Linked DNA regions of Homo sapiens: region 2 is linked to region 1. A link is a loop called in an ENCODE intact Hi-C map of the cell type or tissue named here. Cell type or tissue: K562. All regions are shown on one strand. Links, peaks and the distances in the headings refer to the core of each region. The heading gives the core; the rest is flanking DNA.

Region 1 (15,933 bases), core at 5,718-9,717:
TTATGTTTTCAAAAACGAACTGCATTAGTCTGTTTTCACACTGCTATAAAGATACTACCTGAGGTGGGGTAATTTATAAATAAAAGGTTTAACTGACTCATAGATCTACATAGCTGGGGAGGCTTCAGGAAACTTATAATCATGCCAGACAGCGAAGGAGAAGCAAGCACCTTCTTCACAAGGCAGCAGGGGAGAGAGCATGCAGGGGAAGCACCAGACATATATCAAACAACCAGATCTCCTGAGAACTCACTATCAGAAGAACAGCATGGGGGAAACAGCCCCCATGACTCAATCGCCTCCCACCAGGTCCCTCCTTACTATGCGAGATGAGATCTGGGTAGGGACAAAGCCAAATCATATCAGGAATTAAGGCAACTTATTGGCTGAAGTTAAGTGTAAAACAAGTAACTCAAAACCCTGTATGTGGGGAAATGATAACAAACCCATTTGTTAGCTATTTAAACAGAAACTCTTTCTTTCCTCCCAACATACAACCCAGTGATACTGGTTAGGCTCCAAATAACAAAACCACCAACTGTAACTGTCATTACTAATACAACAAACTGTGTCTTGAACAATAAAAAAAAAAAAATCATGTTTTGCTCTTTTGGTCTCAGTCATATACTACTAACAGCTAATTTGGTCAACTCTTTAGGCAATAACTCTTAATCACACCACTTAAAAAAGATGTGTTTACACTAGAGGATGAAAAAAGAGAATAAAAAGAGAAAAAACCCAAGAGATTATTGTAAATTCAAATGGAAACATTCCAGAAGTTTTCTTCCACAAATCAAAACCAGTACATAGTCTTCTAAAGTGATTACTGGCTTGCTTATTTTGACTGTTTACAATGCTTTTTGGATCACTGTAGAAAATGATCTTTTATTTAAACCTTGTTTAAATTTATGTAATGTTTAAATGTTCAGAGATGTAATCAGAAAGTTATGAAACCACCTTCTATTCCCATTAAAGTGTTTCATGTTGCAGTTCTTTTAACTCTGTAATTTTAATTCAAATTATAAACACTAATTTTTGCCGATTTATTTAACTTAAACACTTGCAAACAGGGTTCCTAGTATAAAGATCTGTAGACTAATCCATGTAGCAAACTTAATATTAATATATCAATATACTGCATATTTGCATAGCAAGTTTGAAGAGCAAGTATAGAATTACATTCAATTGAGAGAGTTTTACAATCAAGACAAAACACTTCAGAGGTATAACTGCCGTATTTTTCTTATTGTACATAAAATGGTTTAGTTAGAAGGAATGTAATGACTTTATAAATGTGAAGAGGAGGATTCTACCCTCAGATTTTCCATTTCCAAAATTTAATATAGCAACAGCTTTTAGGTTCCATATGTAGTATATTTTCTCTATCTAACTATACATAAAACCATAATTTCTTAAACATTTGGCAGGCTTAATAGATGGTAGAGAAAAACCCAGTCTGTGCACTTAAGGTCGCAGTCTAATAGAACAGAGAAAAACATGCTACTCTATCTTTACTTCCAAGAATCTTATTAAATTTATCCTAAGAAAATTATCTTCCAAGATGAAGTTCTAACAAATGTACACTAATCCTACACTCCCCCACCACACACACAAAAAACCCCACGAATGATAATTAAGTAAAGGGATTCCAAGGTCAGCAAATACACTTGCATTTTCTTTTCTTCATCCCTAGTTGTAATACTTAGGAGAAAATTTCAACATGTACTGCATTTGGAACTCTTTTAGGTACCCTCAGTAGGAAGAGATCCTACACATGAGACTCAACGATTACATACTGTTTTAGTTAGCAATTTAAGCTCTGATTTACCATCAAAATTATTTTTATTGTAAAAGCAGTTCTTTACATTAGTCTGATATAATCACATGATTTTATCAGAGGAATTTATATTCAACCAATTTACTGGTCAACAGGGATTGCAAAACAATATAGCTTTTAAAATTATCTAGCCTCACTCAGCTTAAATGCAGAGGGTTGGCGGGGGGGCGGGGGATGGAAGTAGGTGGACCAAGCTGTTAATGGGACTATCTAATAGCCTACAATCATGAAACAGATATCTCCTTTTCACGTAGCTCTGTATTATCAGTGTAACTATTCACTATTCACCATAAACCTTTTAAAATGTTGTAACATTAGCCATCCTTCTAAACACCTACTGAAATATAAGGCCTGTGTACAGTGGGTTGGCTGGGGATAAGTAATTCATTACTGAAAAGGTCTTTAAAGTTTTTCTCATTAAGCCTTTCATCGTTATGAAGAGCAATCTGCTGTCACGATTCATCAAAGAACCTCCAAGAGCATCGTCATCTAACTTCAAGAATGACTGCACATATATAAATGACATTTTAGCTTGCAGACAACATATTATAGTGTTTAAAGTCCCTCCAATAAATAAATAAAAGGTAAATGCTGTATAATTTACCTTTAAGCAAAATTTTACTTTATAATGTTTCACCTTTAGTCTTTGCTTACTATCTGTATTTATGAACAAATAATTTGGGAAATAGATTTTAAGTCAATTACATCATCTCAAAACACAGAACGTCATTAGTGGCAGCAAGATTAACAGAATTCAGTTAATCCCAATACCTGAAAGCAGGAAGGATGGTGGTCTTTTCTCTTATTCTTCCATTATTTTCCAAATAACGTGTAAAGCCCAGGTCACCTCCACAGTAGCCCACTGCTGTGAGGCACCAATCTGTGTCGTATGGGCAGAGAAATCAGGGTAGGAAACACAGCAGACAGCCCTCTGACGTTCTTCCTCTAGAAACACAGACTCTAAATGCACAAGTGGAAATAACGCAGTGGGAGAAGAAGTTTCCAACAGATGTCATCTACTCTTGTGCCATAATTATTAAAATCATTAATGAGTGAGCTGCTGACTCTCCAAATTATCGTAATCGACCAACTAACTTTAACAAATCCGTCAAGCTTTTCTTGAAGTTAGACGACGTTCTTGGAGGTTCTTTGATTATTCATGACAGCAGATTGCTCTTCATAATGATGAAAGGCTTAAAGAATAAACTTTAAAGACCTTTTCAGTAATGAATTACTTATCCCCAGCCAACTCACTGTACACAGGCCTTATAATTCAGTAGGTGTTTAGAAGGATAGTTAATGTTACATTTTAAAAGGTTTCTGGTGAACAGAGAATAGTTATACTGGTAATACAGATAGAGGTACCTGAAAAAATAAAGTTCCTCTTTATTTCAAAGTTAGGACTCTTTGTATCACTGGAATTAAACTGTTCAATCACCTAGTGATACAAGGTAATCGATGGTGGTAGATAATATTATTGTTCCCAATTAGTTGCTGCTTCCTCCTTCTAAGAGGATTATTTGTCACTGTCTGTTGCTAAGTGACCTGAAGTACTTTTCTCTGAAATGGGCCTACTTCCTTGCCTCATTGACATCAGATTCAGCCAGAGAAATACAACTGGGAGTGACATTATGCTAGCTCCTAGCAGAAACTTTAAGTGCCACTATCTGGTTTGGCCAGAAGTCTTGTTCTTTTCCCTCTCTTATGAGAACTGCACATTCCAGGCAGAAGCTACTCCTTCAGCCCAGATCTTAAAATAAAAGAGACACGTGGAGCACACCTGCAGCCAACATGTAAGTTATGAGGGCGGTAAGCTTTGGGCTGGGTGTGTTGGGGAGAGAGGTATGGTGGCTGTGGTGTGCTCCAGTACAGCCAAAAAGAGGGTACATTGCTTTTAGAGACGTTAAAACATTCTCAAATTCCTTTTTGCCATCACCACGTGCAGACAAATCTGAACAATGTCAGTAGTCACACACTCCTCCTACCCACAGGATGGGCTGTTCTCATCGCCCCCTTCTTGAGTACCACTGTGTACAGGACTGAAATGTCAGGGTTGTTGGTTACTGCAGCAAGCTGGCAAAGGGGATTAAAACCTAATATTCTGGCTGGGGCTGTATGTTGCTTGTGCCACATGTACTCTATTTGATCTTCCTATTGAGAGCAGTCTATATTTTCCTCTTGTGTCTTCCCTCATGCTATCCAGTAACTCTGACCTTAACAATGTAAGCTGCACATGGAGGAATCTCCACATACGCAGACTTCATGTTTCCTATGAAAATTAATGCTTAAGAAGATTACTGAAACTGTGTCTACTCAATACCAATAATTTAATCTTGGGAGGCTTGGATTAGTATGAACAAAAAGTGAGGGCCCCCAACCAATCCTACCTCGTTTTCTACAATTTTAAACAAGGTTTGCATGATTACAAATTAGTCACAGTACTCACATTTATAATTTAAAATTTTATCACAGCTGTGCAGAGAAGCTTTGACTGTTGATTCAGAAGGCTGCTCTACTTCCATGAATTTGCTTTACATTCATGCCACGGATATTCCTGTTTAGCTTTCCATATCAAGACAGACTTTCATATAGTAAGGACAATTTGTAAATAAATGTGATTATTCAAGCTGGTCCTACAGCTGATCGTCAACCTTTGGTTTCATCTTAATATCCTAGCACAACTAGTATGGTTTAGCTATCATCTACCAATTACTATTCCCCAAACACAGTATTAACTTTCCCATTATAACACTACATCTATACAGCTTTCACTTCATATCAGTCTCAAAGTTACCATGTCCTTTCATTCAAGTATAATCTTTTCTACACCTACTTCTTCCCTCTTCCAGGGTCTACTCTACTCTAGCAGAATGAGTTGTTTTCTTAAGGGAGGGAAGTAGTTAAATGCATAGCTCAGAAGTCAGAAGACTGGAGTTTAAATCCTGCCTTGGTACTCACTAGTATCTAACTTTGGAGATGTCATTTTTCTCACTGGCCCCAGACTGTAACATGCAGATGAAAACGGCACGCAGCTCACAGGGTTGGTTTGAGGATTAAATGAGGAATGCTCCTGAGATGATTAATTAGCATACTGCCTAACATACAGACAACATTCAGTAAACACTCACAGTAAACTATTACCATGTATTATTAATCCTTACGTTCCAACAGTACTTACCACAATACTGAATGTGTGTGACAGTAGGTAGTGTGGGAAATCAGTTAGTGCCACAAGAAGGAAGGAAGTTGGAAGAAAGAACAGGAGCAACAAGAGAGTAGGAGAATCAGCGGACACAATACGAATGGTGGAAGGTTGGACCAGGAATGCTGAGCAAGACTTTGATAAGCGTATTCTGGGCAGAGGATAACATAAGCAAAGCATGTGCAAACACACACAATAATCCCCCAAATTAAACTTAGTAAGACTTAGTGGCGGTCATCTATTAACCATACAAGACCTTTTTTTGTACTCTGCTATCAACTCTACTGGCTATGATTTTTTTCTATCAATTCTGAACAGATAGCTAGGGGTGTGGGCTTAATGATACTGACTCTTAATTAAAACTCATAGGCTTCATTCCTAACAGAATACTTCTAGGCCCTTCCATCAGTATTTTATCTTTAGACAATTATTTGGATACTATTGTAAGAGAAAAAGAAAAATTCAGTGGAAAAGAGAGACTTCTTCCAGGAAGGCTGACATCACTGATGACTGAGAAGTAATAAGTAAAAGAAAAAGAAAATTCAGGGAAATCACAAAAACCAGAATATACAAATACAGCTGCATAAGGCAAAGAGTACATAAGGGTAACTGATGTTCACTTGGCTTAAGGAGGCAAGAACATTTATATTTTGAAAGATTTCTGGTCAAAATAATTAAAAATGAAAAGCTTTAGTATTATTGTGGTACAAGTCATTGGCATAATCCTAGATGGCTGATGGGGGACAGCCCCAAATTGTGCTAAGCAGGTAGGAAAGAGTTTGTGATTAAAAATTTACATACTTGTAATAATTCAAATCACTGAGAATAATTAAGCTGTCCAGATGTCTACCCAGACTTTCCAAGTAGTTCAGATAAGAGATTAACTTCAGGATCCTTTAAGTTGTTATTTTAAGGTCTTAAAAGTCACAGAAGTTATGATTAAACTACAAGAACAAATAATTAGCATTTTCCCTATTTCCTTTCTGTATTAGATGAGGCACGAAATCTCAATATATGCACAAACTCCAGAATTTACTTAAGATAAAAGGATGAGGTAACTAAACTGCAATAAAACACAAAATGCCAACTGTGAATTTTCTTGGAAGAGTAAACGTATAAAGCACCACTTTACAGCTTTTCCTTAACACCGTTTTATTACATGCAGAGAAATGTCGATGTAGAACTGTCCAGTTTTTAAACACCTAAGAGAGAAAGGCTCTAACAGTTCACCGCAGTGTTTTTCCTGTTACACCAAGGAGTAATAAAAGCAGCTTGTGCTGTAGAAATAATTCTCCCTACATTCCCAGTAACAGATCCCACTGGAAGAACAATGTCAGCTCACACAGCAACAGTTAAATAATTTTTTCCTCCTTAGCATTAAATTCAGTTTCTTTATATGAACAGTTCTGTCATGGATATTCACGTGTTCATGCCTGACAAGAAAACTGCTTTTATCAAAGGAAAGGTCAAAGGTGAGGTTCCGCACACACATAGAGCCCCTTTATAACCATAAAAGAGAACAAAAAAGTGATGTAAAACTCATCTCCCCAACTTCAATGAAGAGTTTAAATGGAGTACCAAGCAAATTAGCCACTGATCTTCTGAAGATGAAACTAGATGCTATAGGCAGGGTCCAACTATTTTTATACTGGATCAACAGCTGTCACTCCACATTGAGATTCAAATGCACAGTAAAAACAAAAAAGGCATTTATTATGTCTTCCATTTTATACATTCTAAATTCTAGTAATATTTAAAGTAGATTTTCAGATTTAAAGTGCCCATTTTGAATTTGCATTGAAAATTAATTTCCTAATTAGTTCCCAATTCGAGGGAAATTAAGAAAGTGACCCAAATAAATTATTCTTAAAACCCAAGTATAAAAATAAAAGATGAAGAATCAATGAGGAAAACGATGGTTAGGGAGAAAATAGAGGACAAATGCCCTAATGTTTGAACACTTAAATAATTATGGATTATTATGAAAGACCTGACTCCTAACATATTTGACATATTACAAAACAAATGTTACACAGCCTTCATCTAATAAGAGCTAGTTTTTTCTTCTGAAATTAAGGAAAAACAATTCAAAAAGTTTAAGTTCTGTATTCCTTAAGCGTCTACTTTTCAAAATACATTTCTTTTTACCTGTGCAGTAGGTTCGCATGTTTTCAAGTAACCTCAATGAAAGTGCCATGATACGATTTCTGAAGACCCATGCCTACAGGGCACATTCTGTCTCCATGTACAGACCTTTGTTCTGCCACAGCTCAGATGACCTGCTTGGAAAGTTCTCCATCGTACTTAATAGGAATTAAGTTTCCCTCTTTGAAGAGGTCCATTTACGTACTGCATTTCACCTCACCCGTATCCTCTTATTAGAAGTTCTGTGGGAACCCTGCTGCTTGATGACTCTGCAGTTCCTATAAGGTTCCTGAAGTTAGATTCTGTGATATTCTCCCTCAGTAGTAACTACAAAAATCTCATTTACATAGGGTGGCTTAGATGCATTTCTCACAACCAGACTCCTTAGGATACTATGTCAAGGAGTACAATAACAGTTTTGTTGTTTGACAGAGACAGAGGGTTAGTAGGAAAAGATGACTCTTTCTATATCAGACAGAAAATATGATTTATAAAACATGGTGGTTTAAATTTAAAAACTTAAAATTATATTTCTTCATGAAAGAAATGTTATAAATGATCAACCTGAACATTTTTACAACCTCTTCATAAAATTATTAAATTTATTTTTAATGATGATTCTCAAGTAAAACTGACTTGTGAAAAATCTCTTTTAATCCTACAAAATGTGTTGGATGATTATAGGTCAGGAAGAGGGCACCAGTACAATTAAAAAGGTAAATTCTGGGTCACTGGATATATCAAATATAAAGTGATAAGTTCATTAAGTAAATACTTTGGCACTGAAAATTAAAATCATGAACCTATACTAGTGCCCTTTAAAAAAATTATATTTAATTACTTTAAGTCCTAAAAGTAAATTGTTCATTTCAAAAACAAAAACAGATAGTTAAGAGGTTATTTCACTGGACAGAAGCAATTTTCTTAACCATCCTCAAATCATGAAAGTAAATTTTGAACATGTTACAGCATATAGGTAGTTTCACAAAGCTTATTTGTAAATACTCATGACAGCTGTTTCTATTCAATAATACGGGTGGTTTGAATTGGTCAGGTAGGATAGCAAAAGCTAGTTTTTCTATTTGCCCTCCATGTAAGATAGAGATCTATTGAATTCTGATGATCCAAGACTATTCAGCCATCTTAAGCACACCTCCCGACCCCCAACTTATCAAGTAATAACATGGTCATCTCACAATTTTTTTAAGATGGATCTACAGTGTGTTCTATAATGTATTTGGTCAACAAAAAGTCATTGAGCACCTACACTATGCCTGGCACTGCTCTAGGACCTGGCAAACAGTAGGTGACAAAACACAAAAATCCTGCCATCACAGAGCTTACTACAGAGAGAGACAGATAATATAGAAAACAAGTAAATATACAGGACGAATCTAGTACCCAGAATATATTAAAAAACTCTTATAACTCAATAACAAAAAGACAAACAACCCAATTAAAAAACAGGCGAAGGACCTGAACAGACGTTTATCCAAAGAACGTCTAGAAGTGGACAACAATCACATAAAAAGATGCTCATTAGTCATTAGGGAAATGCAAATCAAAATTACAATTACCACTTAACACCCACTAGGATGATTATAATAATAATTTTAATGATCCAGTATTGGCAAAGATGTGGAAAAATTCAGTTTTCAAACTCTGCCAATTATTTTGATAATGCAAATGAACACGGGCCACAAGCTTCGACTTCTAAAGGAAAGCAGGTTAGGAATAAGGGTAGAGAAGAAAAGAAAAAACAACTCAATAAGAAAATCAAGTCAAATTTAAATAAACATAATTCACAATAAAACCGAAGTTGAAATGTCAAAGATTTTTTTTCTGAGAAAGAAAAATGCTATAATTTTAAAACTTAGCCAATATACTATACTACTTTCATCATATTTAATCGCTGAGACCTTAGTTCATCCTGTATATAAATATACCAAAATATATTTTTTGAAAAATTTACTTACAAAATTTAGAAAAAGGAGCCAAAGCCATCAACCACTTGCCATCACAGTATTTTCAGTGCTAGTCATGAGACTATGTATAGATTAATATTTCTGAAAATTTTGGAAGTGATATTCACTTCTAACACAACACAAACACAAATTATTCCAAAACTGCAATGTATTTAAAGCAGTGGTATATGTATTTGAATGTCACTGATTAACAATACTTTTAAATCATGAAAAATGAATAGAACTCAAAACTGCTACTATTTAAGAAAATGTCAATTTGTGCTTCATCTTACCTATAATATAGTTAACATTACTCATAATTTTTGCCCAAAGCCACTAATTTGCTTCAGGAAAAAAAATAACATATGTGCACTTTCTCCTTATTACTAGGGTCTAATACATGAAGCTTTCATTCCTACAAAAATTTAATTACATGTGTACAGAACATATAAAACTAGTATTTATAACCTAAAACTTCAGAATAAAACTTTCTAATTAGATGCTTAATTCAGTTTTCCATGTACATTTGCAATAATGCTTAATTTTTCATTTTTTAAATTTTTTTATTATTTTTATTTTTTTTGAGATGGAGTCTTGCTCCTTCACCCAGGTTGGAGTGAAGTGGCACAATCTCAGCTCACTGCAACCTCCGTCCCCTGGGTTCAAGTGATTCTCCTGCCTCAGCCTCCTGAGTAGCTGGGATTACAGGTGCCCAGCACCACGCCTGGGTAATTTTTGTATTCTTAGTAGAGATGGGTTTTGCCATGTTGGCCAGGCTGGTCTCGAACTCCTGACCTCACGTGATTCACCTGCCTCGGCCTCCCAAAGTGTTAGGATTACAGGCATGAGCCCCTGCGCCCGGCCAATTCTTGATTTATTCTATAAATTTCAATGTTCTATAATTTCTGGGAAATAGTATAATTATCCCTTCTCAATTATTCATGTGTTAAATATTACTCACAACATCTTTTACTTTATTAATTCACTTAACACATTATCTTTTTACCCCATACAGAAGGTTAAATTCAATACAGCTTCTGATATTTTACTCTATCTTAGCTATCACATTTCTGCCTTCCTACCCATGCAATATTAGAAAAGTTTTTAATTCCTCTATGGACTGGTTCCTTTGGCATAAAGAATAGATGTGGGTCAAAGGATTCTGACAGCTCTCACTAGTGCTAAATTTAAATTTAAAAACTAAGCAGTTTCTACGTGGTGCATCAGTCTACATAACAGATTGTCTCCCATCACTGCTCTTTGGAGGGAAATACAAGAAGAAAGTCATGTCAGAGAAGCTACAGCATAGCTCTCCACATGCCTGTCTGAGAGGTACCTCTTATTTCCCCAATCCCACTTATTACGTGATGTGCATACAGTGAACAAATTGCTTTAATAACAAGCAGTTACATTCAACAACAGCAAAGCTGCTAAGTACACATTTTCTAAAGCTCTAAGATCTAATCATTAGCCACACCTATCTTATTAGACATTTCTACCCCTCCGCTGCCAATCCAATCCATCACCCAGTCCTGTCATTCTACCTCAGGAGTAAATCTCTGAAATCCATGCACTTTTTTCCTCTCTACCTCACTACTCTGGACCAAATTGTACTCTTTGCTTACCTGAAATAGAACTAGAGAAGTCTTTTTTACCTATTCCCTGGGTTATCCTTCAATATATCCATTCTCCACAATTAGCTAGAGTTATCTTTTACAAATGTGAATTTAATCCTGTTCCCTTCCTTCCCACCTCCCCCAAAACTACTCCCACTACCAATTTTTAACAAGTCTAGTTGTCCTAACTCTTAGTATCAAAGAGTAACATGGCCTGCTATTCTTCCAGCTTCATCTTACACCTTGTCCCCCTAATTCTCAGTGCTCCCTCCAGCCCTTGTCTTTCAGTTTGTTCTCACCCAAGTTCATCTGTCTGTCTGTCCTTCTTTCTTCAGGCATGAATTTGCTCTATTTGTCATGTAGAGAATGCTCTTTCCCCTCTCTTCCTCTGGTTTAATCTGATACCTCAGGTTCTCATTTTAGGCATCAATTTTTTAAGTAAACATCCCAATTTTCCAAAACTACAATAAATTCTTACAGCATTATGGACCTGTGCTTTGTCAGCACTCATCACACTTGTAAATTTATGTGATTATTTATATATCCTTGAGTAACTCAAGGAGAATGTCCGCCTCCATTAAGAACAGACCCATATCTATTTTTGCTCACCACTGTATTCACAACACCTGGCATAATGCCAGGCACATACTATAATCCAGTAAAAAGCTCATAAATGAGTATATGAATGAATGAAGAAACCTGCAACTATTACCACCTTCACCGCATAAGGCACACAAAGAATTCCACTGTTCTTCACAGGCATTTCACAACGCCAAATTACAGACTGCCTTAAAAATTATGCAAATAAAATATACTTTTTTACTTAATTGTAACCAGAACAAAGAAGTCAGCACATGAAATACACCAACAAACATATCAGTTTTATAAAAAAAGACATAAATATTTACAAGGAACTGCTGGGGAAAAATTAAAACAATGTTGTTTCAGGCCACTGAATGTATAATAAAGCAAACTCACCAAAACTCAAAAAAAAAAAAAAAAGAAAAAGAAAAAAGAAAAACCCACAGCCAAAACTGCTTGCTCAAATGCAGAAATGTTAAAGAAGGAATGGCCGAATAATGATTCTTGTTATAATTTTAAGAAGAGCGAAATTTCCAGTATTTTTTATGTGGTGAAGACTATATGAACATCAGTTTATATTTAACAAATCTAAAACAGGACTCAATAAATGTGATCAAGTATTATTGTTCTTATTTACCATTTAGGTGAACTTCCAGCTTTGTTTTACTTTTATTTCAAGGGGAAAAAACAACTCTTCACTGGGAACTCCTCTTAAAGGTAACATCTCAAACAATCCAAATTTGACTACTCTAAGAAAGTATCTATAGATACTACACAATGAAGCATCACAATGAGTCGTGTAAAATATTCTTAGGGGATATAAACGTCACTGGAACCCAAATGCGGGAAATTTGTACAAAAGTTTTATTCATTCAACTAATAATTCCCCCCACCCCTAGTGTGCCAGACTATATACTAGATCCTGAGACTACACAGGTAAGTCTCAAAACAGTAACAATTAGTATAAAATTCAAGAGTTCTACACCCACATGGCAGGAGTTTTTGTGTTTTTCTCTTAACTCCATGTCTCTAATTCAACACGTTATTGCACATGACAGGGATCTATGAATAAAAAGGTGGGCGAGAGACAGCCCCTGCCCTAGACAAAGTTCACTGGCTGCCATGGGACACGCAGAAAACAGTATGGGAATTAGAAACTGTGTGCTGTTTGACACATGCGACAGCACAATGGGCGAGTGCTATGGGAACCACAAAAGTATCAGGACAGGTAGGAAGAGTGTACTCATAAAAAGAAGGGCCTATTTCACTCTTGGGAACTCCCTCAACATCACTAACTTTTTCAGATAATGTCCTCAGACTCACAGCTCATTCGACACTGTTCCTTGTATTATACCTTCTGTGAAATCTCTCCTACTGTTCTGACAACAAAATCATTTCTTAAACATCAATTATAAAATTTAAGATTTAAAATATTGTCATCTTTTATATTCAACACTTTTAGTTTCATATAATTAGTTTTCCTTAAAGAATAAGGTTGCAGACAAACATGATTAAAAATTGGTTTGAAAATACATTTTTGTGTGTAAGTCAGAATTAATTTTCTTTTATGGTAATTTATAAAATGAAATCCTCACTCAGGAATTAGTAATTGTCAGTTTTTGTAGTTCACATTGTGCTTTTTAACTTCCTCTCTCTACTTCAGGAAGGAAATAAATAGCAAAAGCTTTCAAACTAAATGCAATGTATCAGTAACTCTGTACTTTTAGCATTTAATTTTAAAGCTTTCCGTGCTTGAGAAAAGGCAATTATGTATCTTGCTCTATAACCCCTATCTGGACTTTTGCCAACACAATAAAAGTAAATACAGTAAGACATAATTACATTCACGAAACTTAGCATTGTCAATTCAGACTAGAGTATAATTTATACCACTTGTACTTTCTACAGAAACAAATAATAAACTTTCATTGACTATACATGCTCAAAAAGCTCAAGGAGTAATCAGGAAAGCACATCACAATGAAGAAACCTCTAAAATACAATTCTGTATCTTCCTACGAACATTCAGCAACCTATCAAGTTACCTATGATCCCAGAGATGTTTAACGTATGTTTCTTGAATACTAAAAATGATGATGATGATGATGATGACGATGACCACAGCTAAAATTTACTCAGCATTTAATTTGTACTAGGCACTGCTAAATACTTTGTATTTAAGCCTGACAACAATTCTAAAAGCTAGGTACTATTATGAATCCCTATTTTAAAGACACAGGAAAGGGGGCTGAGAGATGTTAAGAAGTGGCAAGGCTGGGATTAAAACCAAAGTCGTCTGAGGCCAAAGCTCTTAACCACTCAATTGTGGAAAAACATGATATACAGATTATAGTTGAGATTTAAAAATAGCTTTGTTATAAGAATTTTGAAATAGAAATATTCAGATATGGCGGGGCACAGTGGCTCACGCCTGTGATCCCAACACTTTGGGAGGCAGAGGTGGGCAGATCACTTGAGGTTAGGAGTTTGAGACCAGCCTGGCCAACATGGCGAAACTGTCTCTACTAAAAACACAATTAGCTGGGTGTGGTGGCATGCACCTGTAGTCCCAGCTACTCGGGAGGCTGAAGTGGGAGAATCGCTTGAACCCAGGAGACGTAGGTTGCAGTGAGGCGAGACTGTGACATTACACTCTAGCCTGGGCAACACAGTGAGACTCCATCTCAAAAAAAAAAAAAAAAAAAATGAAAAAGAAAAAAAATAAAAAAGACAAGAAAAGAAATATTCAGATATATTTCAGCTATTTCAATATTGTAATCAGGTATATATTAAAATTGTGGGAAGTATTCCATCTTAAAAGAGCATTTGACTTTAATACCATTGAATTATTAATAGATTTTAAAATTTTTTCAAAGGAGATGCTGTAATTAAAACATTTTATATCATGTATCATCTAAGTTAAATAAATCTTTTATCCTACTTACAAAAAAAGCAATCTAAAACTTTAAAATTCAATTGTTTTCTCTATAACACAAGTGATTTCTGAAAAAAATCAAAAGCTAAAGCTCTAAAGAAAGAAGAAGAAATTATAACTAAATCATGATAGATTTTGATTAAAAGATTCCAGATTTAGAGCACGAAAACAGTATGTTCTTCAGTATTAGTTTTTGAGATTTTTGAACAATTCATTTGTTGTGGGAATAGACTGAAGTTTGCACAAAGATCCAAACCAAATATGAACTTATAATACTTGTTTGCCTGATGTCATAACTTAAAAAAAAATCCTGCTATAAGCATACCTTGGCAAAAAATACGGTGAGGTGAGTCTCACTGCCAACAATCCAAATAGGGAATTTTGGAGATTTCAAGTAAGAACCAACCTAGAACAAATGTAGCAAAATAAAACAAATAAACAAATTAAAAATTTATACTGCCTCTTATTTGCCCATAAATATCTGAAGCATAAAGTGTCCAATTTGTATTTAACTGAAATAATGTATTGTGCCCGAGCACTTCACCCATAGAGATCAAATGCTGAATGTAAAAATGAGTGTTAGAAGACTGTCAGTACTGAGCTTATATTGTGCTTTGACATTAAAACAACAACAATATAGATTTAACACAGCTGGAGATAACTATTTAGCCCTAAGAGTCATTCTCAGGTTTTGCTAAAGTTCCTAGATAAAATGACCACTTCTTAGAATTTCAGCATGAAACCTCAAACCCTAAAACTATAAACTTGACGATAATAACTTTATAAGGAAAATAATTATAGTTTATCAAATGAGTAGATTTATGAATAATCAAAGGGAAAGAACATCTTTGCTCCCAAATAATCAAGAAAAATTACAATTTAAACCATTTAAGTATGTAAGTGTCCTGTTATTTGACTCTTCATGATAGAAGGTAGGTTCAAAGTTTCACAGTATGAACAGTCTCTTTAAAATGTATAAAAAGCTGTATTTGTACTCTGCTCTCAAGGTTACATAATCTGTGAACATTACTATACCAAAAACTTGAGAACACGATTGTGTGTGTGTGACTGAGAAAAAAAAAGTTTAATACTAAACAAACAGAATAGACTTATGAAACCCAACACGTTCACACCACTCAATTCCACTCTCATATGAAGACAGAAACTTTAACTTAAAAATGACGAATCTTAGCAATACAATTTGCTGCATTTTCCTTTTTCTTACAGACTGCCTATAATTGGGGAATTCCAAGTGGCTGTTTGTGGCAGTCAGGCCAAAAATTCTTTCCTAATCAGCCAGCAGCCCCTGCTTCAACCACCACCCTGGCCCTGTGGAATTTATTCTTATCACTAGGAGGGAAGTGGAAAATAGGTACTCTTTTGTATCCATGGACAGAGAAACTAGTATTTTTGTCCTATGATGGGAGGGATGAGTTAGATGTGCTAATGTGGCAATGTTGAGCCAGTAAAGTAGGAAGGATGGTTTGGGAACAGCAGAGAAGAATAAAAGAAAAGGAACAAAGAAAGAGGGAAAGATAAAATCACAGTTCCAGAGTGGACGAGGATTTTAGAGGTGAGCTGTGCAAGTCCTTCAATTTATACATAAGGAACCAGAGAAATACACAGGATCTGTGCCTGGTCTCATCTCAGGC
Region 2 (15,933 bases), core at 4,481-8,480, 51 kb after region 1:
CTGATGTGTCAAGTTTTGGTGTGGTATTAAAGAAGATTATGTGTAATTATCTGAAAAGGCTACTACCATACTTCTCATGCCTTTTCCAATTGCATATGTGAGGCCAGATTTTCTGCATCCACTTCAACCAAAATAATATATTGCCACAGACTGGAGAAGCCAGTGTAGGAATCCAGCTGTCTTCTAATATGATAAACATTAAAGAGATTAGCAAAAATGTAAAACAATGCCAAGAGTCTCACTAAGTTTTAAATTTTTTGAGTTGAAGTCCTCAATCATTTTTAACACTGTAATGGGGACCTGAGTTCCAAAAACTTGAGAGCCACTGGCCTAGGAGAAGAAGTAAATTTTAGAAGGCTTTTAAGTTAAACATATGAGGAAAAATGAAAAAGTGAACAGGTGTTATATTGAGAGTGAGAGGAATGAGAAGGGTACAGAATTGAGGAAAGTGTTAATTCCAAAAAACATAAGGAAAGAACTAAGAGAAGCACTGAGGGCTCAGCTAAGATTTAACTACATTTGTATTGGTGCTGGACACAATTTTCTCCAGCAATACACAGCAGCCTGGGAGATCAAAAATAGGACAAATGGAGAACTGGAATAGAGAAGATACATGTAACAAATTTAATAAGAAAGTGACAACTAAGGTTTCTGGTTATGTTAAAACAACCAAATTTAAGGTCCAACCTAGGAACAAGAGATGAAATCTTCACTGTTTGGCCAGCTCTTCTACTGAGAATAAGGAAAGGGACCCTAGTGTTGTACCCAAGTGCAGAGGCAAAATTAAGATCTGCTAAACTTTTCGTGTATGAAATTAAAGTGTGAATTAGTAATGGATCTTGCCTTCCTTAAAAATTTAAATCATGTAACTCAATTATCCACAGGTGGGGCTTTCAGTTGGAAATGCGTTACAGTGAGTTGCTTTTGTACTTTTAATATTAAAAGCCCATGGAGTGAATTCTAAGCAGTTATGCTTCATGCCAAATTCTGTTTAATTCCAGTATACATGTTTGAGTGTGTTAACTGATAACGGACAAAGGCTAGTAGAGCCAAAATGAAATAAAGTCAGCTAAATGAAAATTAAGTATTCTATCCTAAAACAGGACTATGCTGAGTAGACTTCTCTTTTCATAATAAGGTTTTACTTAAGTTTGAATTTCTCAGGACACAGCATTACTTTTCTTCTCAAGAGTTCTCATACTCAAATTATTTCCTAGTTTTAAAAGGACTTAACTTACCATAAATGGCCGTTTTTCCTGATTACGTCTGAAATTACCCATCTTAAAACACCTAATCCTACGTAGACAATTTTGTATCACATTACACAGTACTACAGATCACAGAAAAATCTTTCTCATTTTCACATTTTATAGCTCAGAACCAGGGTAAACCTGAGCCATGAACCTCATCGCAATTTTTCAATCTCTTGTTTTCATATTACTTACTATACATATACACATTTTGCACACCATTTTGACAACTATACCTTCTACAATTCTAGCCTTCCATGTAAACAAGGCTATAGAAAGACTTAGTTTGACATCCTGGCTGAGTCAAATATCTCAATTGGACTTCACATCTAAAAAAATGAGGATAACTACATTTGTTCTTTCCTATCTTTCAGGGTTGTTGCAAAGATTAGGTAAGATTTTCATAAGCTGTAAAATATAGTACAAATATAAGATATTATCACAGATACTTTCAAGTATTTGAATAATAAAACAAATTATATATTCAAAGTACCAAGGAATTAATTTTGTCATATATGCTTACCAATTACGAATTAAGAAATATTGGTTGTTAGGCAAATTATAATTTAGGTATGTTGAAGAAAGGAAAAATATATATAAGAGAATGTTAAAAACTTCCAAAAACAACAAAAAAACTTTTAAACGATGTGATCCACAGTATTAGCTTCACTTTGGAAGAAAAATTAATGATGTTGGTGTGTCATTTTATTACTTTGATAAAATAGTAAATCACATTAAAATAAATACCCAAACACGCCTTTAAACCTTAAATTAACCCAACTGTATTAACTCCTAATATATTTTATATTTATATTTTAATGGATCCCTCAATTTTCCTAAGTTATTTGTTAAATATCTTTTTTTCATATTACGTAACAAAAATTGTGCTACACTGAAAGCCCAAAGCTCTAATTTCAATCAACTACACCTACACGCCCCTCTTCCCCTGGGGAAAAAGAAAAAAAAAACCCACCCACTGTACTGCTACAAATAGCAAAAATAAATCTCTCTCTGACTAGTCTTTAGGAGAAACAATAAAATAACTGGAAGAAGGAAAATAATTGGAAGAAGGAAAAATGGCTATAAGAGTTTACACTCTCCCTCAGGCGTCAGCAAACTACAACCCTCATCTGCTTTCATGTTTTAGAATGCAGCCACACCCATACTAACCATGGCTGCTTTTGCTGCAATACCATTAATGAGCTGAGAGGCAATAAAAAGGCCACTCACCCTTTAAAGAAGTTTGCCAAACACTGAGCTAAGCAATCAATATTGAAAAGAAAATAAATTCCAAATAAGTCAAAATGTTTTTATTTATACAAGAAATACTACTTCTGTTAGGTCTAGCTGATTCTTATTTTGGTTCTGTTTGGTTGTGGTCACTCTGTCCGCTTCTTACCATCTCCACTACCACTACTCTGGTCCAAGATAGCATCTTTTCTCCCCTGGACTGCTGCCATTGTCTCTTATCTGATCTTGCTGTCCCAATCCACTACAGTCTATCCTCAAACACAGCAGGCAGATCAGTCCTTTAAAAACTTGTCAAGTAGTATCTCTCCTTTGCTTCAAACCTTCGAAGGACCCCTATTTCATGTATAAGATGAGTGAAAGTCCTTCTAATGGCCTAGAAAGCTTTATATGATTTGGGCCATTTCATTTCTTATATCATCTTTTATTACTCTCCTTTTCCTTTATTCCCCCTCCTGCCACACTAACTTCCTTCTTGTTCCTTAAACAGACCAAGTGTATTTTCTGTGAAGTTTTTTATAACTACCATTTGTTCTGCCTGGAGCACTCTTTCTTCCGACTTCTGCATGACTAGCTGAGTGACTCCAAGTGTTTGCTCAAATCTCATCTTAAAATGAGGCCTGACCAGGACACCCCACCCAGAACTCTGTATTTCCTCATCTTCAAACTATTTATTGTACATGTGTAATTTATGCTACGTTATATTTACTGTTTGTCTTCCCTCCCACCCTACTGACTCTCAACTGTAAGAGCTTGGAATACTGGTGTAGTTTGTGGGAAGGGGGGAGGATAAATAGTGTTAATGAGCTAAGGAAGTGAAAATTATATGCTATTCTTTAAAAAGTACTATAGGCAATTGAGCAGGAGGAAAGCAGAGAGAAGAATAAATTTTCACGTTAAAATAAAACCCTGCCAACTTTAAGCCCTTAAATTACATGGCTTATTGCCTTTAAAATTAAAACTGCCCAAAAAAAGAAGAAGAAAAAAAACACCCCGCATTTTTTAAAACGAACAGGGATTTGTAGAAGAGAATTATCTAAAAATGTCAAGCCAATTAAAAACAACTATGTGCCACTCCTGCAGCTTATTGTTTTAACAACCATATCAAAAGAATTTAACTTGATCAATCAATATAATTTTATAGATGAAATATCTCTAGACATAATTGTATAAATATTCATGCCAAACATCTTACATCTGTATCTTGCTTCCAGAAAACTAATGAGACTGCAGTTGTCAACTGAAGACACGATCACAGACTATGAAATAAAGCCAGAGTTGATGTCACATTAGTAATGCAGCAAAGCAGTGTCTTGTGCCTGTTCCCACAATCCCAAAGGACTGCCACAGCAATATTTAGCAATGGCCTCAAAGAACAAACAAATGAATACAACAGTTAACATATCAAAACCAGTAACAGGACCCCTCTGATTCAGAGGCGATAACTTCAAAAATATATGTTTGGTTGCCTTAAAATCTTAATCAGTGTAAGGCCTTGAAGAGCTACATATCCAAAATATAACTAACTGCACCCTGTAAACGAAAAAAAGAAAGAAATCCTTTATTTTGAAATGGTACTGATGGAACTAATCCTGTTAAAGAATTTCTGCATGATTAAAGGTGGCAGAGCGTTCTAATAAGTCATTATAAAGTTCTATTTAGAATAATGATTAGCCATCAAATAAACAACTTATTGTAATTGTCAGGAAAAAGCCAAAGAGTGAATTTGGCATAGTCTACAATTAAACACTTTTTAAAATAATATAAAAACAGCTACCATATACTGAGTGTTCACTATACGTCAGATAGTGTGCTAAGCACCTAAATTATTTACATGGCCTCTAATCCTCACAATAACTCTGTAAGGTCTATTATCTGTACTTTACAGAGAAGGAAACTGAGGCTTAAATAAGCTAAATCACATGAACCTGAACCAAGTACATCTATTCCAGACTGTGCTCTTAACCATTACTAGAACTGCCACCCTGAATCTTCCTTGTATTTGCATTACAGTATAAATATAAACAGGGCTGAATATTATCTTATTCTACTTTGTAAAATGTTTAATAAATGTTAACTGATTACAATGGAAGTAAATTTTTTCTTAGTCTTTCACAGTATTTTAGAGCTGCTTACTATTAGAATAAGTAAGTCAAAGTGGGAAGTGTTAAAATAAAATCTCCCTCTAAGAAGCCCAAGATTAGGTAACTGACATAATTGAATGTGAAAAAAAAGAGCCCAAGTCATTACATGTAGGGTTTGGGAACTCAAAGGAAGATAATGAAAACAGAGGTATATTAGGAATCGAGAGACCTGGAATCCACTCCCAGTTCTATCGATTTGTGCAACTTTGGCCCAGTCATTTACCTTTACAACTAATTTTTTTCGCCTGCAAAGCAACAGTGAGGGACTAAATATCCCAACTTAACAATACATCGTAATTGTAATTTTACCAGCTCTTAAAACAAACATGTGGGAGGGAGGGAGAGATTACGTAAATCCTGAATTTTTGTTACAAAATACACGTTTTGAAATAGGGGTTTATATTTACTATGCCAAAATTCCGCCCAATCTATTTCGGGAACAGGTGTTCCCTAAATAGATGTTTTAATAATAATAGTGTTTTACATACATAAATTATTGATCCTTCTGACTCAAGGTTATGTTTTAACCTCATCATCATCTTTCCTAAGTCACCTTTAGGAATGTGTCAGTTGTTTGCCTATCCAAACTTAAGAATTAGGGATAGTTACTAGTATAAAGCGCCCAGCCTGTTACAGTGCAAGAATTCAATAAATGCTTATTTTATTTCATTATTATTTGTACTAAGACTCTTCATGTAAGTAAAAGTCCTGTCTGGGTTACAAGCATACCGGCCGAGGAAGTACTATGATCCATATTCCTTTTTTAACCGTGACAGATAATAAACCATATAAAAAACGGGGATACTTTGGGCCAAGAGTACACTTTTTAGCAAATAACAGTGTTTATACACAGACTACCACGCCTAACCACATAATGACAATACAAACAAAAAACTGCTTTTTGGAATTAGCCACTTGGACTTTCCCTTGGACGTCCCTCCTTCTCACCAAAAATAGACCAACCACCACCAATAGACAGCTCTGTTAGGGGGTAAAGATGCGGAAGGCCACAGCACCCCTTGAGAAAGTGACACCGGGGCACGGGGCGCATCTTCCGTGTCACGCCCTGCAACCCAGCAAGGGGCCACCCTCTCCTCCTCCCCAGCCGAAGGGCAGCCCGGAGGATGGAAAGAGCGCTGCGGGTATTTAGTGGCAGCTGTAACCATTCTCCTACTCAAACTCTCCCCACCAAGGCAAGGCAGGGCGTGTCTAGAAAGTCCAGCTTCAGCGCTGAGCACGGCGACTGGGGCAGAGAGCGGGGCACGCGAGGGGCTGGAGCGAGAGGCGTCACAGGCGGACTCTCGCAGGGCAAAAGAAGCAGCGGCTGCAAGTGTGAGAGCCCCGCCAGGGTACCTTGCGTCCAGCGGCAGAAAATGGTGTCCGAGAGACCGGGGCTGCTCTTGGTGCCCCACACCAGCTCCATCAGCTCTTTAGTCAGTTCGGACATGATGAGGAACCGGCGGGCGGATCTTCGCTTTGCGGACTCCTGCCCCGGAACATGGGGAAGGGGCAACTCCGGAAACAGCAGCTGCGGGACGGCGGCGGCAAACGAATTGGAAGGTGAGGCAGGAAAGAAGAAGGGGCTGAGAGCCACTTGCAGAGACCAAGCCTGTCAAGCCAGGTTGGGGCAGCAGCGAGTTTTCCGTACCGGAAGTGCTGGTGCCACTTCCGACTCCTCTTTAACTCCCGCCCCTTAAGGCTGAGGGCCCGGAAGTCCCCTCCCCGGAAGTGAAATTGGAGGCGGAAACAGGCACGGAAAGCGGTGGAAGTAGCTTCTGACCTTTCTGAACTGTCTGGGACCCTTTGGTGGGGTGGTAGTTTTTGTATTGGGAAGGGGCGTCGGCGTGTTTCTAAACTCCAGGAATACCTTCTTCCTCTACGCACTGCTCTGGGCTAAGCTGGAGGCTCTGAGGCCCAGGCACTAGGAATTAGAACATATGCCCATTGCTTGTATTTTTCAATATTAATTTTGCAAAACTAGAACTATAAGGCAATAGTTGAGTCACAGTGCGGTAACATCCGTGCCTTTGTAGGGCGCTTCTCATAAGCTGGAGGCTGTCCGCCTCTGTACTTCAATAAATCAAAGTCAGACCAACTATTACCTAAAAACATGGCAAAGAATGTGGCATAATGTGCATTAGAAATGCTTCCACCAGCTGCAACGCAGAATTACAAGGTATTTGTAGGGAAACAAATTCAGAGCAACCTGTTTGTAAATGTTACAGCATTTTCATCTCCAGTTTTTGACACTGCAGAGTGTGTGGGCAACACCTGGACTAAAGTTTAGGTTTTACTCATTAACTAGCAGTTAAATTGAGTTCATGTGAAAACTTATGTTTGTGCTGCTTAAAAAAAGAGGGCTTGTATTGCCCGAGCTTTGAATTTAAAACGAAAGGGCAAAATCTGATTTAAAAAAAAATACATGCTTTTATTTTGGTTCTGTAAGGTTTCTGTACTCCTTGGAAACCATATTACTTTGGGATGCAGTAATGCAATAGTTAAGAGGCCAAGCTGTGGGTCATACTGGCCCATATTCCTACCTTTTGCACTTACTAGCAAGTTACCTACTATCTACCTAGGCTTTTTTCTTTCTAAAAGGGAGATTGCATACATTTCATATATTGTAAGGAATAAATGGAAAAAGTAACACATACAAAGGATTTGGTGTACTTCCTAGCACATGGAAGGCATTTATGCAACAGTGGGTATTTTTTTTACCTCAAGAAGCCATTTTGTGGGAATTTGATGCAACAGTAGTTCTGACTTTTTTACCCATAAATTCTAGCCAGTTGTATTTTAGTATAATACGTTATGTTCTCTAATTTCAAAAACATGCAGTTTCATTGTAGAATACCCTTGCATTTGGCTAATTAAAATTAACCCTTAATTTAAAATCTTTTAGATTGCAAATAAGGTTTTGTTAATTTATGCTTTATTACTAGCTATTTTTTCCTATTTATACGTTATTTCTAATTTTATTTTAATTAATTTAATTTTATTTCTTCAGTACCCTTTACTGTAATTACAGGGACTTGCCCAAAGTGCCTGTAGTAGAGCCATAGCATTCCTTTTGATCTTTATTCCCTTTAGAATATCCCTTGCCTTGTTTTTGCAAATCAAATCTTACCTATCCTTCATGTCAGAGTGTGCATGCCAAACTTTCTCCAGTCATTACAATTGAAAGTAATAATTATAATTTCTGAGGCTTCATAGTACCTTATGTGTAACTTGCTTATGACAATTCCTATCATCATTGTATTTGCAAAGAGTTATTTGCTTTTCTCTTGGGATATAAATTTATGGAAGCAAAGAGCTGCCTATTCATAATTCTAGCATGGGGCCTTGAACATCACTGGATCTCAATAATTACGATTCCAAGGAACAAAACTTGCCTTTACTGGAAATAAAGAATTCATTATCTCTCAGCAAGTGAGAGATCGGGGAAGTAGTACTGACTGCTCCAGTTAAATATCTAATATTCGCATGCTGATTACAATTTACGTAATTCTTCCACTTCCTGAAAGACACAGAAGGGTCTATGTACATAGAGCTCATAACTGGCAGACTTCTAAGTTCAGAAGTGTTTCCACATTTGACTTTCTCCATTAATGTATGTAAATATTAATGGTGTAGTGTATATAACACTACATTTGTTTCCTTTACATTAATATAGATAGTAGTTATAAGTTTGATTACTTTGTTATGAAAAAACAAAAAATTGTACTTTCAAACTGTATTTTTTTAAACGAGAAATTTTTTGATCTATGATTTTTCTTAGTTTCCAGCTACAGTGATGCTGGCAAAATCCTGGATAGACATTTATATGAATGTCCTTTCCACTTCCACATTATATTTTTTTTTTTTTTTGAGATGGAGTTTCGCTCTTTTGCCCAGGCTGGAGTGCAGTGTCACCATCTTGGCTCACTGCAACCTCCACCTTCCAGTTTCAAGTGATTCTCCTGCCTCAGCCTCCTGAGTAGCTGGGATTACAGGCACCCGCCACCATGCCCGGCTAATTTTTGTATTTTTAGTGAGATGGGGTTTCACCATGTTGGCCAAGCTGGTCTTCGACTCCTGACCTCAGGTGATCCACCCACCTCAGCCTCCCAAAGTGCTGGGATTACAGGCGTGAGCCACCACATCTGGCCCACATTATAATTTTTATGTGTAATCTTTTAAATTTTTTAATTAGCAGGACATATCTTTAACAAGGAATATTTTACTTTTAAATTATTGGCTTAATTATTCATTAGGTATAACATTTAAATAGAAATTAATATTCATCAAAATTGTTCTTATTCAGTAATTATCTATAAATAAATATTTAAGTGAATCACGTTTTGCATCTATACCTGGTGCTGGATGAAAATGCCTTTCTCTTGTTATAATGACTTGGAAAATTATGTAAATGTTCTTTCATGTATTTATAACACTTCATATTTTAGCATATTGTTTTTCTCAGGACTGTCTATGGTTTCGATTAAACTTGTATCACTGAGGTGTATATAGGTTGCATTAATAATCTTTCACTTCCTATTTATATGTAAGTTTTATTAATAATACTTCTGTTTCTTTCAAATTCAAGTCAGGGTGCTTCCATAAAACTGGGCTGAGATTTCCATTATAATGAATTCTTTTTATCCATCTTTACTACTTCAGGCAACAAAATTAATTACTCAGCATTAAACTCTAACTCTGTTTAATTATTTTCCTGTCTTTCCTCAAACTTTTTTGCCAGATAAAAGCACAACAACTTTATTGCCTAGTTCCTAGCAACTAACATGAAAAGTACAATTCTCCAGTTGGAAACCCTGGACTCCTAATTTAGTGTATTTACATTACTCCTTACCTAGAAGAAATCAAATATTTCAAAAACTCACCCTGTCATAAGATTAATAACATTTAGGTGGGTCATTAAAACAATCCCATACTCATTTATTACTAAAACTTTTTCATTTGTATGTCCTCTGCCTTCCAATAGCAGCATAAATCTACCAAAGCAAATGAAACTACTTCCTTCTGCATCATCCTAACCTTATCTCAGCAGGATAATACTTGTCCAGCTGAGCAAACAAGTCCCTTTCAGACTCACCAACATCATATTCAAGGGTGGCATAGTGTAGCACTCCCCATTGCATCTCCTACTGACATTAATACATGGTGGTAAAGGGGAAGTGTCATTAAATGCTGGGTTAAATAAATTTAAACAGGTCATTCACTGCAACTCTCCAGGAGTGGGGATTGTGTTTAATGTTAACAGACACATTTGAATCATTTCATTCACTGAACTTCTTATATAATTTATGTTCTGCAAAATACTGTTAGGGAATCAGGGGTCTAATGAAATCGTCTCTTGAAATGGAATTAGAAAATCTGAATGTTAGTCCCCATATGGGCAGTAAGTGTGATGTTGGGTGAATCATTTAACTAGCCGTACCTTGCTTTCTTCATCTGTAAAATAAGAGAACTAAATATAGGTTACTTCTTAAGGTCATATTCACTGCAGGTCCTGTACACTTCTATGATTCTAAAAAGTGGCTGTCTTTAACTTGAAATGTATGGGGATAATGGGGAGAAAAAGAATATCGGAAACGTGTATGGAATAGAGAAATAATTATGGCATTATTCTTTAAGACATAGAATAAAAGAGGTCATTTGCCATTTTAGCACTTGTGCTAACATTATGAAATGAGAAGATAAAATTCCAACTTGTACATTAACACAAGACTAGCTATATAAAGTAACCATATAATATTTACACACTTGGATGTGTCATAGGCACCTCAAACTTAATATGTGCCAAATTAAACATGACTCTTCCCACAAACCCTGCTTTACTCTCAATGTTTCATATATCAGTGAATGGTGCCATGATCTACAAAAAGCTCATTCCTTAATGTTCTTGATTGTGATAGAATGAATAAATACTCTCTTTCAGGCTCAGTTACCACATTCATAAAATGATCTTATTAATAATTGTATCATACAGCGATTGTGATATTTAATAGGGAACATTAGGCACGAAAGAATTACAAGCATTGAAAAATACTATTCTTATGTTAGTTTTATTAATGATTTAGGCAAAACATTATAAAGGAGCAAAGATGGTGTATGAATTATTTCTGCATTGAACTGGGGAAAACCAGAGAAGTTTGACCTGGATAAAATCTTGACTAGAGAAAAAAGGGAGGATGTGCATTTTATGCTTAAAATACTCTCGTGGCAGAATCTTAGCATTTGTGTTAGTAAAGAGAGATGAGTCAGGAATATCGGGTTATGGAGGGTGTAATGGACAGAATTCTGTCCCTCCAAAATCCATATATTGAAGCCCTAACCCCTGATTAAACTGGGTTTGGAGATAGAGCCTTTAAGAAGGTAGTTAAGATGAAATGAAGTCCTAAGAGTGGATTCTAATCCAATAGGACTGATTTCCTTCAAAGAGAGGAGAAAGAGACACCAGTGCATGATGTCTCCCTCTATACCAAAAAGGCCATGTAATGACACAGTGAGAAGGTTGCCGTCTACAAGCCCGGAAGGGAGGCCTCGCAAGAAACCAAACCTCTCAACACCTTGATTTTGGACCTCTAGACTCTGGAACTGCGAGAAAATAAATTTACGCTGTTTAAGCCATCCAGTCTGTGCTATTTTGTTATGGCAGCGCAAGCAAACTAATACAGTCTCTTAAAAATGTTAAATGTTAAATACAGGCATGCCTCAGAGATATTGCCGATTGAGTTTCAGATCATCACAATAAAGTGAATATTGCAATAAAGCCAGTCACACAAATGTTGTGGTTTCCTAGTGCATATAAAAGTTATATTTACACTACACCATAGTCTATTAAATGTGCAATAGCATTATGTCTAATAAAGACAATGGACATATATACTGTAATTTAAAAAATACTCAACTGCTAAAAAATGCTGATGACCATTTGAGCCTTCAGCAAGTTGCAGTCTTTTTACTTGTGGAGGGTCTTGCCTCCATGTTGGTGGCTGCTGATTGATCAGGTTGGTGGATGCTGAAGATTGGGGTCGTTGTGAAAATTTCTTAAAATAAGACAGTTTGTTGTATTGATTGACTTTTCCTTTTACAAAAGATTTCTCTGTGGCATGAGATAATATTTTATCCACAGTAGAACTTCTTACAAAATTGGAGTCAATCCTCTCCAACCCAGCTGCTGCTTTATCAACTAAGTTTATGGAATATTCTAAATCCTTTATTGTCATTTTCAACAGTGTTCATAGCATCTTCACCAGGAGTAGATTCCATCTTAAGAAACCACTTTCTTTGCTCATCCATAAGAAGCAACTCCTTATCCATTAAAATTTGATTGTGACATTATAGCAATTCAGTCATACCTTCAGCCTCCACTTCTAATTCCCATTTTCTTGCTATTGCCACCACATCTGCAGTTACTTTCTCCACTGAAGTCTTGATCCCTTCAAAGTCATCTATGAAAGTTAGAATCAATTTCTTCCAAACTCCTGTTCCTGTTGATACGTTGATATCCTTCCATGAATCACAAATGTTCTTAATGCTAGCCTTCAAGGTGGCAACTAGTGACCATGCCTCTTGATGGGCATGTCCTTGGGTAGTTCCTTTCCACATTGAAAAGACCCCAACTGCCTGACCAACTGGATATTGTGAAAGTAATGGGATGTGATTTTCAAAGGCATTGCAATTTCTGCCTGGTTTCGTGGCTCTGTTTCTTTGGGGGAAGCCAGCTGCCATGTTGTGAGGGTACTCAAGTTGTCTATGGACAGGCACACATAAAGAGAAATTCAGGCTAGATGTTCCCATCCCCAGTCTCTAAGATCCCACTTGGTTATTATTAGGACCTTCACCAAGACAAAGAAAATTCAGCTTTTTCTGAAATTCTCCTACTCTCAAAAAATAAATTCTGCCTTGGCCTTCAGCTTTGTTTGTTTCTGCCACTGCAGGAAGTAAGTTTTGTTTGGTTTTGCGTGTTTGTTTTAAATGCTGCCAGGGACCATTTTTGACTCTCATATTTCATCTTAGGTTGCTGATTAATAAATACAAGCCTGTCATTTTCTTTCCTTATCATTTCAATGGCACTTAAAAAGCAGACAGTCTTTGCAATTCAATATCAGTCAGTGATTAGCCATGGATTGTCCCTGTGGCTCTAGTTTGGTCAAGGATAATTACTCCTTGTAGAAAGAGACAGTTAAAAACTTTGAACTGCCAAGAATTTACAGTAGCTGGGGGATGGATATACCGACTGGTTCAATGAAAGGAATCTAGGTGGAATCTATGCATACCAAAAATCAAAAAGTCTGTAGCAACAACATACTTAATGAAGAAAAATTTCCGTTTTAGAATGGCAACAATATAAGACATCCTACAACCATCACTTCTATTCAATATAATAAAGGAAGGCAAAAAGAATACATAAAAAGACTAATAGAAATAAAGCTTCATGATTCATAGCCTGTCTCAGGTTCAATTCTGTACTTAGCATTTTTCTGGACTTCTATAGCACACCCTGCCCTTAATCCTTAAGACCTTTCTCTAGTACTGTTACTTTTGTGCATGTTTGTGACTCCCTCACAGCACTGATCAAATCCCCTCTGGATGAATTGAGACTCCAATAAAAACATATCAAATCCAGCAGCTTAACTTTTGCCAATATGGCAAAAATTCATGAGGGATACGTTCCAAAACCCCCAGTGGATGCCTGAAACTGCAGACAATACTTCATCCTAAAAATACTATGATTTTTCATATACATACATACGTATGATAAACCTTAACTTATAAATCAGGTATAGTAAGAGAAGAACAAAAATAACTAATAATAAAATAGAACAATTATAACGATCTACTGTAGTAAAAGTTATATAAATGTGGTCTCTTTCTTTCTCTCTCCCAAAATATCTTATTGTATTATATGCAACCTTCTTGACCATGGGTAACAAATTGGAAAGAGAGACTGTGGCTAAGGCAGGGGATTATGGTACAATATTGAACTCTTCTTCCATAGTCTGGAAGAAGAATGACAATTTCTTTTGGGGAAAGCTCAGAAACTGAATGGATTTGGATGCCCAGAAAAGAACGTCTGGCAGTTTTGAACTAAGTCAGTGATAGTAAAACAAAATTGATTCTATGAGTTGAAACTGCTTTTAATTTTATCCCAGTCTCTCTCCCAATTTTCTTGGTTCTCTTAGAAGCTGTCCAGATTTGCTTGGCTAAAAACTGATATTGGAATGTTGCATAGAAAACCCGGGTAGGAAAAGGCATATGATCATTAACAAACTCCCTGGTTCAATTCATGTCATGATCAGCAGCATGGCGTCTGTCCAGGCAGAAGGTCATGCTTGTTGAAGAATGAATGACGTCTGCCCCTGGGCATTGTGTTGAACATTCTGCGGCTTTGGGAAGCAGCCTTAGGCGGGATTGGAGCCTAGATGGACAGACAGAGGTCTTTTGCACCTTCAAAAGCAAACAACAGTAGAGCCCCCAAGGCTGCTTCTACATTCTTTGGTTTTTATTTTTGAAATGTGTTATTAAAAATGTCAAACATATGAAAAAATGGAGAGAAAGGTATAATAAACACCTGTCACACCTAGATTTAATAATTAAATCATTTGTTTCATCTATTTTTGGTAAATTTTAAAATAACTGATTACAGATGTGATAACAATTTTTCCCTAGTTATTCCAGAATGCGTCTCTGAAAATTAAAACATTCCCACACAACCACATTATCACATCCAAGAAAATTAATAATTTCCTAAAGTAATTTATTATCACTCTTTATCTGCATGTCTCCATTAAGTTTTACAACGCCTTTTAGAGCTAGTTTTGACAGGTCACGATTTGATCAATGACAACATATGGCATTTCTCTAAAGAATATTTTAACGTAGAACATTCCTCTTCCCCTGTTTTTTCATGACATTAATTTGTTGAAGAGATGGTATCAATTTTCCTTTAGAACGTTTGATTCTGATTGTTTCCTTGTCTGATTGTTTCCTTGTAGGAATGTTTGATTTGTACCTTGCTTAGGTTTTGGAATTTCGCGTAAATCGGAAGTTTAGATGGAAAGATTTGATTCGATTTAATTTGAGTACATTAATTAGATGGCAAAACACTTCTTTGCAAGAATATCTTAAGAATAATGTTATGTTTTTTCTTACTGCATCACACCAAAAGCTGGTCATCTAATTACTAGTGTTGCTAACATTGATTATTCATGTAAGGTGTCGCCCTGCAAGTAACCTGTGGGCTCTACCTTAGCTCTGTGTCATTTCAATTCTCTGTTAGCCTTTTATTTAATGGTTTAGCAGCCACTAAAAATTCTTGCTTGAATCAATTATTCCATTGAGAGTTGCAAAATAATCACCTTCTGTTTTTTGGTGGTTGTTTTTCTCACTCCTTGAGTTGGATGATTGGTTCATTATTTTTCAACCTTCCTACTGCATTCTAATATAACATTTAGTGCTATAAAATTACAATCTAAGTCTCATACAAATTTTGATATATACTACTTTTATAATTACCATTCATTTCAAATGTTTTATGATTCCCATTTTTTTCCTTAACCCATTTGTTATTTACAAGTAGATTTTAAACCTTCAGACGTCTCTTAGAGTTATCTGTTTATTATTGTTTTAATTTAATTATGTTTTGTTCAGAGGACAATTGTTTTTATAATCCTGATACTTTGGTATTTGGTGAAAGTTACTTTTAGGCTTAGTTTATGGTCAACTTTTTTAAAAATTTCATGCATAATTGAGAAGAATTATCAGCTCTCTGATTTTTTGGTAGAGGATTTTATGTATTACTAACAGTTTAAGAAATTAGTTAATTGTTTTATCCATCCACAGCCTTAAAAAATGTTTAAATCTAGTTAATCACTTAGGAGATTGTTAAATCTCCCACTGTTGAGGTGGATTTGTCAATACTTTTCTTGCTGTTGTATCGAGCACTGCTTTAGATATTGCTATATTATATATCTGATATTCACACATTTAGAGTTGTTATATCTATCTAACAAATAATTCATTTAATCTGTAAGATCATATTAGAAGAAAGGCAGTGTCCAATATTTACTTCACCTTTGTGTAATCTCTATAATTAGTCTTCATATGTGTTATGTTTTTATAGTCAAGGTTTGTTCAGGTTTACTGTCCTAGTTGTCACTTTCTTTGCTTACCTTTCTTTCTTTTTGGATTTTTTTTCCCATTTCATAAAGCATATAGTTTTTGAATTCTTGTAATGATAAATTTTATTGTCATTAAACATTGATTTGATTTGTAAAGAAGGTGCT

Evidence for each region. Hi-C counts contacts between places; a loop is a spot of excess contacts. Peaks named below come from ENCODE experiments on the same cell type or tissue, not always from the same donor. Only the 100,000 strongest peaks of a DNase experiment are listed, where the experiment ranks them.
Region 2: it touches region 1 in a loop (2.6-fold over the local background); 3 of 110 quality-filtered maps call a loop at or near these places.

Annotation. Positions count from the first base shown.
Region 1 is chr10:15,802,229-15,818,161 of GRCh38, forward strand. It overlaps MINDY3 (MINDY lysine 48 deubiquitinase 3), which reads right to left. Exons shown (of 15, transcript NM_024948.4): 10 at 14,607-14,687. The region is part of intron 2 of LOC124902383 (a long non-coding RNA gene); the gene reads left to right. Among named protein-coding and RNA genes, the nearest start is that of MINDY3, 50 kb to the right of the region's middle. RefSeq lists an enhancer at 12,530-12,679. In K562, for the core only: no CTCF peak of the experiment used is centred there; a DNase peak (open chromatin) is centred at 7,453.
Region 2 is chr10:15,854,211-15,870,143 of GRCh38, forward strand. MINDY3 (MINDY lysine 48 deubiquitinase 3) reads right to left here and starts at 6,297. Exons shown (of 15, transcript NM_024948.4): 1 at 5,996-6,297. The coding sequence starts at 6,089. LOC124902383 (a long non-coding RNA gene) reads left to right here. Exons shown (of 4, transcript XR_007062071.1): 4 at 3,713-4,590. RefSeq lists an enhancer at 6,039-6,088. In K562, for the core only: no CTCF peak of the experiment used is centred there; DNase peaks (open chromatin) are centred at 5,801 and 6,351; H3K4me3 peaks cover 2,527 bases.